Linked DNA regions of Homo sapiens: regions 1, 2 and 3 are each linked to region 4. Evidence: chromatin contacts called from ENCODE Hi-C or POLR2A ChIA-PET data. All regions are on one chromosome and are shown on one strand. Each heading gives the region's core, a stretch centred on a gene start or an enhancer-like site at or near the end of the contact. The rest is flanking DNA. Distances are from core to core; before and after follow the strand shown. Region 1 holds the start of CYP1B1-AS1 (CYP1B1 antisense RNA 1). Region 2 has its middle 40 kb from the start of CDC42EP3. Region 3 overlaps CYP1B1-AS1 (CYP1B1 antisense RNA 1). Region 4 holds the start of RMDN2 (regulator of microtubule dynamics 2).

Evidence for each region. Hi-C counts contacts between places; a loop is a spot of excess contacts on that map. ChIA-PET counts read pairs that join two places held with the same protein, here RNA polymerase II (POLR2A). Pooled maps may share reads with other maps.
Region 1: a pooled map shows a loop between it and region 4 (2.1-fold over the local background). The contact joins the promoter of CYP1B1-AS1 here to the promoter of RMDN2 in region 4. A Hi-C loop is called at or near these places in 2 of 37 single-sample maps with no recorded cell type and 4 of 50 pooled maps. POLR2A ChIA-PET finds 5 or more read pairs at or near these places in 1 of 52 experiments (PC-9).
Region 2: a pooled map shows a loop between it and region 4 (2.3-fold over the local background). The contact joins the enhancer-like site here to the promoter of RMDN2 in region 4. A Hi-C loop is called at or near these places in 1 of 37 single-sample maps with no recorded cell type and 1 of 50 pooled maps. POLR2A ChIA-PET finds 5 or more read pairs at or near these places in 1 of 52 experiments (activated CD4-positive, alpha-beta T cell).
Region 3: a loop to region 4 is called in a map of endothelial cell of hepatic sinusoid, with 5 times the contacts of the local background. The contact joins the enhancer-like site here to the promoter of RMDN2 in region 4. A Hi-C loop is called at or near these places in 1 of 168 maps with a recorded cell type or tissue (endothelial cell of hepatic sinusoid), 9 of 37 single-sample maps with no recorded cell type and 5 of 50 pooled maps. POLR2A ChIA-PET finds 5 or more read pairs at or near these places in 1 of 52 experiments (activated naive CD4-positive, alpha-beta T cell).

The regions. Positions count from the first base shown.
Region 1 is chr2:38,129,250-38,132,634 of GRCh38, reverse strand. CYP1B1-AS1 (CYP1B1 antisense RNA 1) reads right to left here and starts at 1,530. Exons shown (of 3, transcript NR_027252.1): 1 at 1,445-1,530; 2 at 1,021-1,124. The region is part of intron 2 of LOC107985871 (a long non-coding RNA gene); the gene reads left to right.
Region 2 is chr2:37,710,435-37,713,637 of GRCh38, reverse strand. No RefSeq gene overlaps it. Among named protein-coding and RNA genes, the nearest start is that of CDC42EP3, 40 kb to the right of the region's middle. Within about 2 kb of position 1,642, at least 3 of the 41 ENCODE cell types and tissues checked have a DNase peak (open chromatin) inside an H3K27ac peak, as active enhancers do.
Region 3 is chr2:38,176,389-38,179,936 of GRCh38, reverse strand. The region is part of intron 2 of CYP1B1-AS1 (CYP1B1 antisense RNA 1); the gene reads right to left. Among named protein-coding and RNA genes, the nearest start is that of CYP1B1-AS1, 47 kb to the right of the region's middle. Within about 2 kb of position 1,595, at least 16 of the 41 ENCODE cell types and tissues checked have a DNase peak (open chromatin) inside an H3K27ac peak, as active enhancers do.
Region 4 is chr2:37,923,969-37,927,385 of GRCh38, reverse strand. RMDN2 (regulator of microtubule dynamics 2) reads right to left here and starts at 2,099. Exons shown (of 11, transcript NM_001170791.3): 1 at 1,961-2,099. RefSeq lists a silencer at 2,045-2,284.

The DNA.
Region 1 (3,385 bases), core at 281-2,780, 210 kb before region 4:
GGGAATTGAACAATGAGAACACATGGACACAGGAAGGGGAACATCACACACCGGGGACTGTTGTGGGGTGTGGGGAGGGGGGAGGGATAGCATTAGGATATATACCTAATGCTAAGTGACGAGTTAATGGGTACAGCACACCAACATGGCACATGTGTATATATGTAACAAACCTGCATGTTGTGCACATGTACCCTAAAACTTAAAGTATAATAATTAAAAAAAAAAAAAGACAGGACGATAATACACATTTGGTGATACAATTAAGAAACATGATATTGGAAAGTTGCTGACCAAGTGCCACCTAGCATTCCTTCTCTTGTACTAGCCACATGCCCACTCCTCATGGCTACTGCTAGCCTCATCTAAGAACTGGGGACCCAGCCTGGCAGGATAAGTGTGGCTCCATGCTTTAAGCCAGAGAATTTAGGAGACTATGATCTGTTGCTGTGTCAATCTGAAAGCTGAGGGATCTGAAGGGTACGTGGTACCCATTCTCTGACTCTCACTCCCAAAAGTCCTTTTCTCCCTGGGTCAACATACGGTTGGTGCCCAAGGCCCTTCCTAGGAATTGGAAGCCAACAGTGACACAAAGCACTTAGGAGGCACACAACCACAAATGTGTGAGGTTTGCCTTCCCATATTTTCTGGACCCATGTTCAAGCCTGGAACTCTCTAGTTCATAAAGGGTTTTACTCTTGCAGGAGTCAGCAAACTATGGCCTGTGGGTGGAGGGCCAGATGGGGCCATGCTCATTCATTTACATACTGTCTAATGGTTGCTCAAAAATCACAGAGTTGAGTAACTAAGACAGACTGGAAGGCCCACACAGGCAAAAAATGTACTATCCGGACATCCACATAAACAGTTTGCAGGCCACTGATTTAGAGTAAGACCAGTTCTCCTGGGGGCAATGGATTGTCTTTCTTTGCTTTCAGCCTGACCAATGCCCGTGGGTAGGGATGGAGAGGGAGCCCATCTCTCTAGTTGATTCTGATGAGAAGAACCAGGGTGACCCACCTGGAATGTGAGCCTCTGATCTTCCAGGCATCTGGCATGCCCATTTCTTCCACAGAGCAGGATAGAAGCTCCTCCCAGCAGGGGGTCTTGACTATTTGAGACCACTGTAAAAGAAAAGTAAGAACAAGTGATTCACGTTTGTGTTTCCTGTAAAAAGAACATGGTTGTCAGTGCTATTAACCTGGTTACCACTGACTTTGACGCAGATACAGCCGGTTCATGTTTCAGAACTTCATGAAACAGGCCTGTGCCTTCAATCAGAGGCAGCCCAAAAGACAAAATTGCCAACACTTTCTATTTGCAGTGGCCCAGGAATTATCAAATAACCTTAGTTCCTATTAAACTCCTGCCTATTTACCATTGCCTAAACCTGGAGGCAAAATCTAAATCCAAACCATCACAGGTAATCTCCAATCTCACATACTTTTCCAAAAGATTCATGTGTTAGGAAAGGATGATTGATGGCTCAAAAGTCACCAGTGCCGATTCTTGTGTTAGCAACCATAGTTGAAGTCAATGCTTAGAACTGGCGTGGGAAGATGTTCTCAAAACTGCAGCTTTGTGCCTTTGTGGTTATGTAACAGCCTCCTCCATACAGAGGATTACTACGAATGGGTGCTTCCTGCTGTTGTCTCATGTTGATGAGGCATTTTATATTCTTGAGGAATATTCTGGAGGGAGGAGGTTGGTGAAGACTGGTAAAGTAGAGAAGAGAGACATTTTAACAAAATATTCATATTTATCTGGTCTCTAACATGAAAGCTGCATATTTTGTGGTATATTAATTAAGTCATTTTTATAAGTTATAAATGATACTAGTACAGTAAGTCCTCACTTAATGTCATCGATAGGTTCTTGGAATCTGTAACTTTAAGCAAAACAACATGCAGCAGGTTCATAAATAATGTCACTTCCTTTAACGTTTTGTTATAACGTTGATGAGAAAAAAACGCTTTTGTTACATGTCATTTTGCTTAAAGCTATAGTTTCCAAGAAACTGTCGATGACATTAAGTGAGAACTTACTGTATAATAACATTATGTTAGAGTTTAGTGGGCTCCCAAAAGATCTTCTCTTACCAGGTAGACAGTTCTCTCTTTTAGAGATAAAAGAATTGAGCCTCACAGAGGCCGTATGAGCAGTCAGAGTCCCACTATGTTCCCACCTACCATTCACCACTAAATCCTTAGTCTGGCTGCAGAAAACAGAAAAGATTTATTTCCTCAAAAGTCAACTTCTTTAGACTACATTGACCCTAATAGAATTCAGAAAGCAACTCTTAGACTCAAATTTTTCTGCTTATTGCCACCACCACACTCCCCCAGTCATATGACAAGAGTCGTTTGCGGTAGGAAGCAAAACCAGAAATGCACTTGAGCAGTCTTTCTATGTCCTTCCTTGCCTCACCCCCATTGGGGGCCTGCATGATGGTGAGTGGCCACATAAACAGTCCCTACGTCTCCAGGAGTTCCCTTGGCCATGGCTGCTGGAATGACTCATCCTTCTCCATCTGTAGCCTAGGCTTTCCCCTTCTCCTTAATTTCCATGAGGGAGCAGTCTTAGATCAGAGCCTCCCCAAGGGGACAGGACCACAGCCCTCCCTAAAAGGTCCTGGATCTGGTATAAATCTAACCATGGGAGAAAACAGAATTCAGTTACAGACAACATCAAGGGCAAACTTGAAGGGGAGCAAAAATCACAATATGGGTGTGGGAACTGGACCACAGAGTTACAGTGGTCATTTCCTCCCCACCACATCTTGTGAACTTTACCTTGCCCACTGCCCCAAGGGGCAACCATGTGGCTCATGGCCCTGGCCACCAATAACTGAATTGGGAGTAGACCCACTTTAAACATGACCCACTTTAACCAATCAGACATCTTTATCTAGAACTTGGAGTTGGGACACAGAAAGCCTGAGGGTGTTTTTTTATCTGTGAGTGCTAGACTCACAAGATTCTGTGGGCTCAAGGACTGAGTTAGACAGTCATTTAAGGTCATGTGGTAACAGAGTATGCTTGACGAAGGGGGAGGATGGAGCAGAGACAAAGATAACTGAGAGAAAGGGAGGAGGAAGGGCAGCTCCAGACTCTAGCCCTTCAGTGATCCAGGTGCAATTCTTCAAACTGGGTTTCACAGTATTCCGTTATCACTGTGCAAGTAATCCCCATTTACTTAAGTTACTCTGAGTGGGTTTCTGGCCCTAGCAACTGAGTGCTCCCCCACCATAAGATGAAATGGCTAGGCTGGAGCTGGGAGGCAGAGGCAGTGAGTGAGGAAGCTAGACGGATTTTTCCAGAGAAAGTAAGTCCTAGAGTCCAAGCATATGCACGCTATCCACACGTTCCAAATTTTAGGAGACAGC
Region 2 (3,203 bases), core at 393-2,892, 210 kb after region 4:
CACTTTCCAGTTTCAGTTACCTACAGTAAACCACAGTCAGAAAATACTAAATGGAAAATGTCAGAAATAAACAATTTGTGGTTTAAAATCGTCCACTATTCTGAGTAGCGTGATGAAATCTTGAGCCATCCTGCTCTGTTCCACCAGGGAGCTGAATCATCCCTTTGTCCAGCATATCCACAGTCTGTGCTACCCACCCCTTAGTCAGTAGCTGCCTTAGTTATCAGATTTTTAAAAAATAGTACATACAGAGTTCAGTAATATACTTGGTTCCAGGCGGCCACTGGGGTTCTTAGAATGAATCCCCCAGGGATTAGTGGGTACTACAGTATAAGAACAAGGAATAGGCACATGAAAGTGTTTTCCACATCATTAATCATCACTGATATGGAAATTAAAACCACCATGAGATGCCATTTTGCACCTATTAAAATGGCTCAGATGTAAAGATAAGACAATACCAAAAGTTGATGTGGATGTGGAGAAATGGAACTCTCAAACACTGTTGGTAGGAATGCAAATGGTACGGCCACTTAGGAAAATAGTTTGTCAGATTTTTATAAAGTTAACTTCTTCATGTATCCTACAACCAGCAATTCCACCCTCAATATCTCTCAAAAGAAATGAAAACATATGTCCACAAGAAGAACTGTACAAGAATACTCAAAGAAGCTTTTCCATAACAGCCCAAACTGGAAACAACCCAAATGTTCATCAATATGAGGGTGGATGAACATACTCTGGCATATTCATAAATTGAATATTAGTCAAAAAGAAATAGATATGTATTAGTCAATAGATATATATTAGTCAAAAAGAAAAAGAAAAAATTACTGGCCAGGCACAGTGGCTCACGCCTGTAATCCCAGCATTTTGGGAGGCGAAGGCGGGCCGATCACCTGAGGTCGGGAGTTCAAGACCAGCCTGACCAACATGGTGAAACCCCATCTCTACTAAAAATACAAAATTAGCTGGGCGTGGTGGTGCATGCCTGTAATCCCAGCTACTTGGGAGGCTGAGGCAGGAGAATCACTTGAACCCAGGAGGCAGAGGTTGTGGTGAGCCGAGATTGCACCACTGCACTCCAGCCTGGGCAACAAGAGCGAAACTCCATCTCAAAAAAAAAAAAAAAAGGAAAAAGAAAAAAATTACTGATGATGTAACAGTATGAATAAAACTTGAGACTTCCAGTTATGCTAAGTGAAAGAAGCTGCACAAAATGTGTATAATATATAAACCAATTCTATAAAGTCCAAAACTAGGCAAAATTAATCTCTGGTTAAAAAAAGACATAAACAGTGGTTGCCTCTTGTTTTGGTGTAGTCAATTGTCATGATATATTCAACTGTCAAAATAATTGAACTGAATACTTAACACTTTCTGGTAGATTGTATGTAAATTATACCTCAGTTTTTTGAAAAGCAACTACATCGAGTGGATAGCAGCTACACAAATTACCACAGAGGTAAAGTTTGCTCATCTAAGAAACATTTATTAATAACTTACGTGACAAGCACCATACTAATATCTGGGAATACCAAGCTCTATAAGATGTGATCCCAGCACTGAAGAATGCATGGATTCTAAGTGATGGGGAAAGCACAATTTCAAAATGTTGAAACAAGTGCTTTAATGCAGCTATACACTATGACTGTATATGGGAGCACAGAGGAGTGAGCAAGATGTTACAGACCAGGATGATGACCACTTGTCTGACCATAGTGCAGCCACTATGGTGGCTTGGGGTAGAAAGTTGCCTTTTATTTTTGGCCTTTGGGACTTGGGGAGATATCTTAGCAGGTGTAAGGACTCTAAATAACAGTTCCCCAAAACTTTAGGACAAAGTCTTTTTCACAGTGGGAAACTGGAGATATGTTTTCACCAGAATAAGCAGAAAAAGGCCAAACACTTCCTGAGTAATAGATTTAAAGAGCAGCAGGTCTCTCAAGCCAGGGTCCCTATGCCACACTGCAGAGCAGCCCACAAAACACCCTGAGGATGTGGCTTGCTGGCCACACCCCTTAAGTCATGATAGCCCTGCTAAAGAATGTAGGGCCCCAACAAAGAATGTCCTGAAAGCCATTTAAGAGCCTTCCAGGAAAACCACAGCCAGCAATCCACCACTTGCAATGTGTGTGGCGGGGCTCCTGCTTCTCTTTGCCTTCCTTGGCTCCCTGAGCTCCCATCAAATCCCAAGTCATCTCAAAAGGAGGTGCAGGGCCAGTTGCAGTTTACTTGCTGGTGATAGAGAGGACAAGGCACCTGCCTGCAAGTCTCCAAAGACAGCACTGGGGAGCCTCCCTCTGGGTGTCTTCAGGGTCTCCCTGCAAAGCTCCAGCTCCTATAAGATTGCGATTGTGACTCTCAACAGATGAACCCCCAGAGAGAAGTTGTTGTGGGGGAAGCTCCAACAGGTTCATGGCCCCCTCCTCCATCTTCAGAGTCACCATCCGCAAATCTCTTTCTCTCTGTCCCTCTCTTCTGTCATCACGCCTCCTCCTGTCTGACTCTGACTCCTGCATCCTACTTATGAGGACCCTTGGGTTTGCATCGAATCTACTCAGATTATTCAGTGTAATCTCCCCATCTCAAGATCTTCAACTTGATCACATCTGCAGACCCTCTTTTGTCACATATGGCAAGATTCATAGGTTCCAAGCTTTAGGATGCGAACATCTTTGGGGGATCATTACTCAGCCTACCACTAAAACTCTAAGCCTATCTTACCTCGAGACAACAATAATAACCAATGCATCTAGCCATTGAGTGCTGACTATGTGATATAAATACAGATATGGAGATAAATACTGCTATCTGTATATAGAGAGATTTTTTAGAGATATTTATACACTTACATTGATAGGCTATCTTCCCACACATATGTATTTTCTCACCGTAGCCCTGCAAAGTCATTTCATTTTACAAATGAGGAAACGGAAGCCCGAGGAATTTTGAAGGACAAAACACTGTTTATAACGGGTAGTCAACGCGGGTTTGGATGACTCCAGAGCCAATGCTCTTTACCTTGTTGTCTTCCATTTCTGTTCCATGTTTTGGTGGGAAACCCAGAGTATGAATTTTGTGTATATATCTTCAACCTAATTTTTTTTCTCCAAGTTAGGACTGGAAAAGCCCACATCTGTGGCTTGGAAGACAAGGAAGGTGTTATTCCCAGTTGGCCACATCTCTAGAAAACAGAAAAT
Region 3 (3,548 bases), core at 346-2,845, 250 kb before region 4:
ACAACATTAGGGGGACTGTAAAGTAAATTAGGATATGTCTACTCAATGATACAGCATGTGCTATTAAAATGATAATTATGAAGATTATGAGAAAACATGGGTGTTTTCTCTCCCACTTTCCAAACTTTTAAAAATTGTCAGTTTAAATTGAATAAAAGATTCTTAAAATTAACTCTTGACATGAAACTGTTGCCAACGGGACTTGCCGATGATTCGTTTGGGAAAGTGAGGGAGAGAGAACTTAAGGATGACTTCTAAATGTTTGCCTTCAATGGGTGAAAATTGCTGCTGTTTACTAGGGAGAACAGAGAGAGGCAAAGATGGACATTGGGAAACCAAGACCTTTGTCTATACTACATTTGAGAAACTTCTTAGACACCCATGTAGTGATATAGAGAAGTCAGTAGGATATAAGAACTTGACCTTAGGGGATAGGTCAGATAAATCAAGATCAGAAATTTTAATTTTGAGAGCCATCGGTATGTAGATGGTATTTAGAGACATGAGACTGAATGAGTCACTTACAAAGAGCTTATAGATGGACAGTACAAGAAGATCTGGGACAGAGCCTGGAGTCATTCCAGGAGAGATCAGAGAAAGAGAAACGAGCAAAAAGGCCTGAGACAATGCAGCCAGTGAGGTCAGAGGAAAAGGGGAGAAAGTGGTGTCATGGAAACTGGGAGAGGAGACAGCTTTAAGAATGAGGAAGTGATCAACTATGTCAAATATTTTCGAAAGTTGAATAAGATGAAGACACAGTGGTGGCCACTGCGTTTGGCAAAAGAGGTTATTCATGACCTTGAAATGAACAGATTCAGGGGCATGGAGAGAAGGAAGTTAACCAGAGTTGGCTGAGCTAAGAAAAGGAGGTGAGGAAGTGGAGCAGTGACTACAGACAATTCTTTGCAGGAAGGCATGCTGTGAAAGAGTTGAGAAATAGGATTGTGTCTGGAGGGAGCAATGATGTGAGAGAATGTTTTTTTTTGGAAAGTAGGCACCAGAACACATCTGCCTTCTCATGGAAATGATCCAGGAGGGAGAGAGAAATTGATCATGTTAGGGAGAGAAGGGTTTATTGCAGGAGGAAAGTCTTTGGGAAGGACAAGGGGATGGTATCCAGAGCACGAGTGGAGAGATTGGTTTTAATGAAATGGACATGCTTGCTCTGCAGATCCCTGGTGTCCATACTAAGAATCTTGGCATACATACCAAGTGCTCAGTAACTCCTTGTTATTACAAATGTCAGTCTCCTTGAGTCACTGAGAGGAATGACTGCTGGCTGGTCCATCTCATTGCTCAAAAGTCAGGCCTTGAATGAGGCATTGGCAATTGATATGGCCCGGACAAAGAAGAAAATGATGTAATGACAGAGAGGTATACCCTTCTCTCCTACAGCCCCGCTCAGACAGGCTATAGTCCTACAAAAGGGGTGTTGATATGATATGCTTAAAAAATGAAAAGATCCCAGTAATTGATGAATAACTGATATGACTGTCTTTAAATTGAGCTCTTCACAGCTCCTGAGAGTGGCCGCCAGGGAAATGGGCAATGTGGAGAAAAACACAACCTCAAAACCTCTGCTATTGTGCAATGAGGATGAAAACCACTCGAACTGCCCAGAAGCAGTCATGTGGTTGAACCCTGAGGAGAAAAGCTCCTAACCAACTTGTTTAGCAACCTAAGAGAACACAAGTTATAGCTGTAGTTCCAGAAAGTGCTGTATTTAAGCTGGGAAGTCACAGCTTTTATCTACATGGAATGTTATTTTTTATCATTAGGCTTCACTGTTGAAACAGAGTAAGCAGATCTTCGTTGGCAAATAGCTCATGAAAAATATGTCTATGTCTTCAAAAGCGTAGTTTAAAAAGAAGAATTTCTACAAAAACCCCGAAATTTTCACTTGATTTCTTAATCAATACAAAACCTAGGTAACCCAATACAAATTTAGAATTAAAACAAATGTGGATCAGGCAGGATTCTTAGTTGCAAACATCAGAAGCCACTTCTAACAGATTCCTGCAGAAAAATAGTTTGTTAAAAGAATAGTGGCATAGTGGAAATAACCCTGATGTCCATTTAAATAAAATACACTGTGATGTAGTGATACCATGAAATCTGACAATGAAAAAAGAACAAAACACCAATACAAACAACAACATGAATATATCCCACAGATGTAATATTGAATCAAAGAATCTATGCAGCATGTATTGAGTATGAACTGTATATTTCCATCTATATAAAGTTCAGAAAAAGGCAAAACAAACCTATGGTGCTGGTCTCAGGATAGTGGTTACATTTCAGTGGTAAGGGTGGTAAAAGGGGCTATAAGGAGGGATTTGGGGTGCTGGCTACATAGGTGTGCTCACTTTGGAAAATTCATTGACCTGAGTACTTTTGATATGTGCTTTTTTTCCTCTATGTATGTCTTCATGAAAGTCACACAGGAGAAATCAACCCGAGAGCTATTAGGTAGGTCAAAATGTCACCCAAGTGCTGGAAATGCAGATTTGGGATGTTAGAGTCAAGCAGGCTTCTCAAATCTGGCATAGAACTTGAGTGAGCACATCTCCGAGCCACACTAGATGCTGTTGTTTGTTCTGTGGACCCTCTGCCTGGGATACACACATATCACAAGCAGACATCCAATTATAAATGCACTTATTTGTTTTCTGTCTCCCCAGCTAGAATGCGAGCTCTCTGCTGGAACACAGTAGGTACTCAACAAATATTTATTGAATGCAGTTGCTTTGTTCATAACTGAGCAGAACTCTCCTTCTCACGAATGCGTTCTTTCTTTAGGTATAGTAATCTCGTCAGTCAGGGTCCAGTCAAATCTTGCTATCCTAGGAACACATTTGTTATTTAAAGTGGTTTCCTGTATTTCTTCTCTGATTCATTCTTAAAAGGCAATCTAATTTCTTGAGGTTCCAAGTTCATAGCACAGGGGTCATCCCATGGTAACCCCTGCATACTCACAACAGGAACATGTAATATACTCATGAACATGCAATTTGACACAAGAATGCACATTGGATGGAGCTGAGGGAATTAGTAAGGAAAATGGTAAACTAAGAGATAGGAATCTGCCCATCAAAGAAGAGTGATGAGGTGATTTCCTTGACCCAGATGAGATTGCACAAACACCATCTGTGTTTATTGCTTCACTTTCCCTCCCATTGACACCATGTCATTCATTTGCAGGGCCTGCTGAAGAATTCAGCAGTGGAATCTTGCCCACCCACTGCACTTTCTGTTGTTTAGAATGGTTTAATAAAGAACTGACTGACTTCTCAGATGGCGAATCTCAGAGGGCGCCTATCCTACCAGCTTTAAGCCTCACCTCACCCTCCAAAACAAGGCCCTAGGCTCTGTGGCCTGTGTTAGCCTCTCAGAGCCTGCTCTGGCCAGCACTGGCGGTGGTACCCTGGGATACTGACCAGGCCTCGGCATTCTTGTCTTATTCTGGGGCAAGAGAAAGTAAAGAGATAATGGGTTGCCCTTCATAATTTTAGTTAGACAGCCAGGAGTGGTGAGGCACACCTGCA
Region 4 (3,417 bases), core at 850-3,349:
TTATTTTGCAGATAAGTGAACTGAGGCACACAGGTGTCAAGTCACTTACCCAGTGATCACCCAACTGGGAAGTGAAAACTGTCACCTTTGACAACCTGTTCCTAACTCTTGGATGCACCCACAACATGTGGGAGATTTGGAAAGCATCAACAAGGAGGTGAAGGAGAGTACTGACTGAACAGAGATGCTCAAAGCTGAAATATTATTTCAGAACCACAAAAATTAACTAGAAAAAAATAGAATCAACGGAGCTGATGTTTTAAACAAACACAATTAAAGACTAACAGTTCAAGCTATGTTTGAGTTTTATAACAGCATAAAACAAATGTGCTTCAACACTGATAATTTGAAAAATGACACATTAAAAATAATGTACAAAATACATCAGAGTACTTGCTTGCCTTCAGAATAATTTCAAAGGTTGTATGAAGTCATTTACATAGCTTTTTTTTTTTAGAGTCTCGCTCTGTCACCTAGGCTGGAGTGCAGTGGTACAATCACTGCTCACTGTAGCCTCGACCACTTGGGCTCAAGTCATCCTCCTGCCTCAGCCTCCCTAGTAGCTAGGACCACAAGCGTGGGCAACCACGCCCGGCTAATTTTTACATTACTTGTAGAGAGTGAGTCTCCCTATGTTGCTAGGCTGGTCCCGAACTCCTGGGCCCAAGCAATCCTGCCTCCACCTCTCAAAGTGCTGGGATAAGCAGCATGGGCCACTGCCTCCAGCCTTGTTAGCTTTCATACTTCTAATTATGTTAATAGTATACACTTGTAGTATAAAAAAATATAGTAATTAAAAACTTTACCAAACAGATTTTAAAACTCTAATATTTTAATAATCAGATACAAAGTATTATGTTACGTTTCAATTTGTAAGGTGCTAGTAAATAACAATGGAAAATGACATTTTAATATAGATTATGGCACTTAATTAATGTGTATTATTGTGTAATATTAAAGGTTGAGATGAGAATCAAGTATTCTAAAATGACATCAAAATGTTGACTCTAAAGAAAATAGAATATGAAATGTTTTCTGAAGAAATGTCTGAAGAAACATTTCATTTCCATGTTCTAGTTTTATTTAAAATTAATTTTTTGATGTAGAAATTATGCTTTACTAAATTAATTATAATGCTTTCACCATAAATCTAGCACAGATATTCATTAACTTCATCAGCAGACCCTTAGAGGAGAAAAATATAAAATGCATAACTCTAATAAACTCGGGGAAGGTATGACAAATTTTGCAAGGATAAAGAGACATTACAAAAAAGCCCGAGGTTTAAGTTTCCTAAGAGAATTGCACTGAGACCTTGAACTAGTGATCAGATTTCCTACAGCGTCCTGGAAAACCTGGTACTTTCGAAGTGAATTCTATTGTTCATTTCATCAGGTTTTCATGGTTTTTTTGTATTTTATAATTTATTTTAAATTTAGGGCTCCCAAGTGTTTGCCTCATTCCCCTATGTTGGCAGCACTGATAATCCGGCCTTCGTTTTTGTGTGAAATAGGCACAGACGGAGTCTGAGAGCAAAAAAAACCCCACACAAACAAAAACAAAATGTTTGCGCAAGGCTGAAAGCCGAGCGAGAGCCCAGCAAGTGTCTCTGTTGAAATTCTTTGGGGTTTGCAGGGACCAGCCGGGCCGAGGCAGCAAACTGCCTGTTCCCCACGCACCCCAGAAGGGTCCGCGTGCGAGGAAATACCAGCGACCTCCGGGGCTAGGGCTTCCGTGGCGCAGGGTCAGCGAGGGATGAACCCGGGAAGCCACTATGGGCCGCTGCTCCAGCCCCGGGAACGCAGAGCACCGCTGGCTAGCAGGCTCAAGCTTCGCCAGGGACACACCGACCCGGAAGTGCAGTCGCCCCCACCGCAAGTATTTCCGCTTCCCTCCGCAAGTCCCCGGCGCGGTCCGGCCCCCAGCGGCTGAGCAGCCCCCTCCCAGACTGCGCACGCACCTGTGTTCACTGCGCCGGCCTTTCAGCTGTTGGAGAGCGGAGACCAGGACCTGCTGGCGCGCAGTGGCGGACGGACAGTAGCCCTGGAGCCCGCGGGTCCTAAGGTCCCGCGCCGCGGCCGTCGCGTCCTGACCCAGATAGCGGAGGCGCCGGGGGAGGAGCCCGCGGCCGCTCGGCCCCCCGCTCCCGCCCCCTCTCCCTCTCGTGGTGGGTTCAACTCTACCGGGACTGGCGTTGGGTGCACCTTTTGCAAAATAAAATTGCACGTCGCGGGGCGCCTGGCTCGCGCCGGACCGTGTGTCTCGGCCGTCGCCTCCCTTCGAAGCCGGTCGGCACCTTTTCCCCCGCCTGGGCTCTGGGCCTCCGCGCTAGCCCCAGCGCGTTCCCTCTCGCGTTGCTGCCACTCCGCACGCCCACCGCCAGCTCGCTTCGTTCCGGCTCTCAAACCCACTCCCTCTCCCCTAGTTAAACCTTTTTCTGTGCCCTTTCTAGGCACAACCTTGCACTTTACTCCTCACGACTGAATTAAAGGCAGACGCCTTGCACTAATTACTGATATCTGCAGCCCCGTGTTCATAGCTTTATCTCACGTTTTCTTTTAATGAGCAATTTTGACAGCCTCTTCCTTCTCCCCGCCATTCCGAGTTGCCTTTAGATGAAAGCCGCTGTTTTTTCAGATGCCTGACATTTAAGGTTTTACCCAGCTTTCTGTGGTTTGTATAATGAAACTAATTCTGCTAAATACGCTCTTAAAAACTGGGCCGGGCGCGGTGGGTCACGCCTGTAATCCCAGCACTTTGGGAGGCTGAGGCAGGCGGATCACCTGAGGTCAGGAATTCGAGACCAGTATGGCCAACGTGGCGAAACCCCTGTCTCTACTAAAAATACAAAAAATTAGCCGGGCGTGGTGGTGGACGCCTGTAATCCCAGCTACTTGGGAGGATGAGGCAGGAGAATCGTTTGAACCCGGAGGCAGAGGTTGCAGTGAGGCGAGATCGCGCCACCGCACTCCAGCCTGGGTGATAGAGCGTCTCAAAAACAAAAACAAAACAGTACATACACTGCTTCTGTATTGTCCGCACCTTGAGTATTACTGCCTCAAGCTTAGGTTTGCATAACATTAATCTCTAAACTTCCCACCAATATATTGAGCAGAATTAAAAATGGGTACACTCTTTCTCAAAACAGCAACAGCAGACAACACCCATAAAGCCATGAAGAATCCAGAAGGCTTGTTTTGCAATCCATATACTACTGTTTACGGATAGGGATTCAGGGATTCTATAGGCTCTTTAAGATGATTTTTTGAGCTTCAGGCAAGCCGCATTGAAGAATAAGTAAGCCTGGCCATGGTCATTTTATTAAAAGTAATTTGTAGCAGGGCGCAGTGGCTCACGACTGTAAGCCCAGCACTTTGAGAGGCTGAGGCGGACGGATCACTTGAGGCCAGGAGTTCG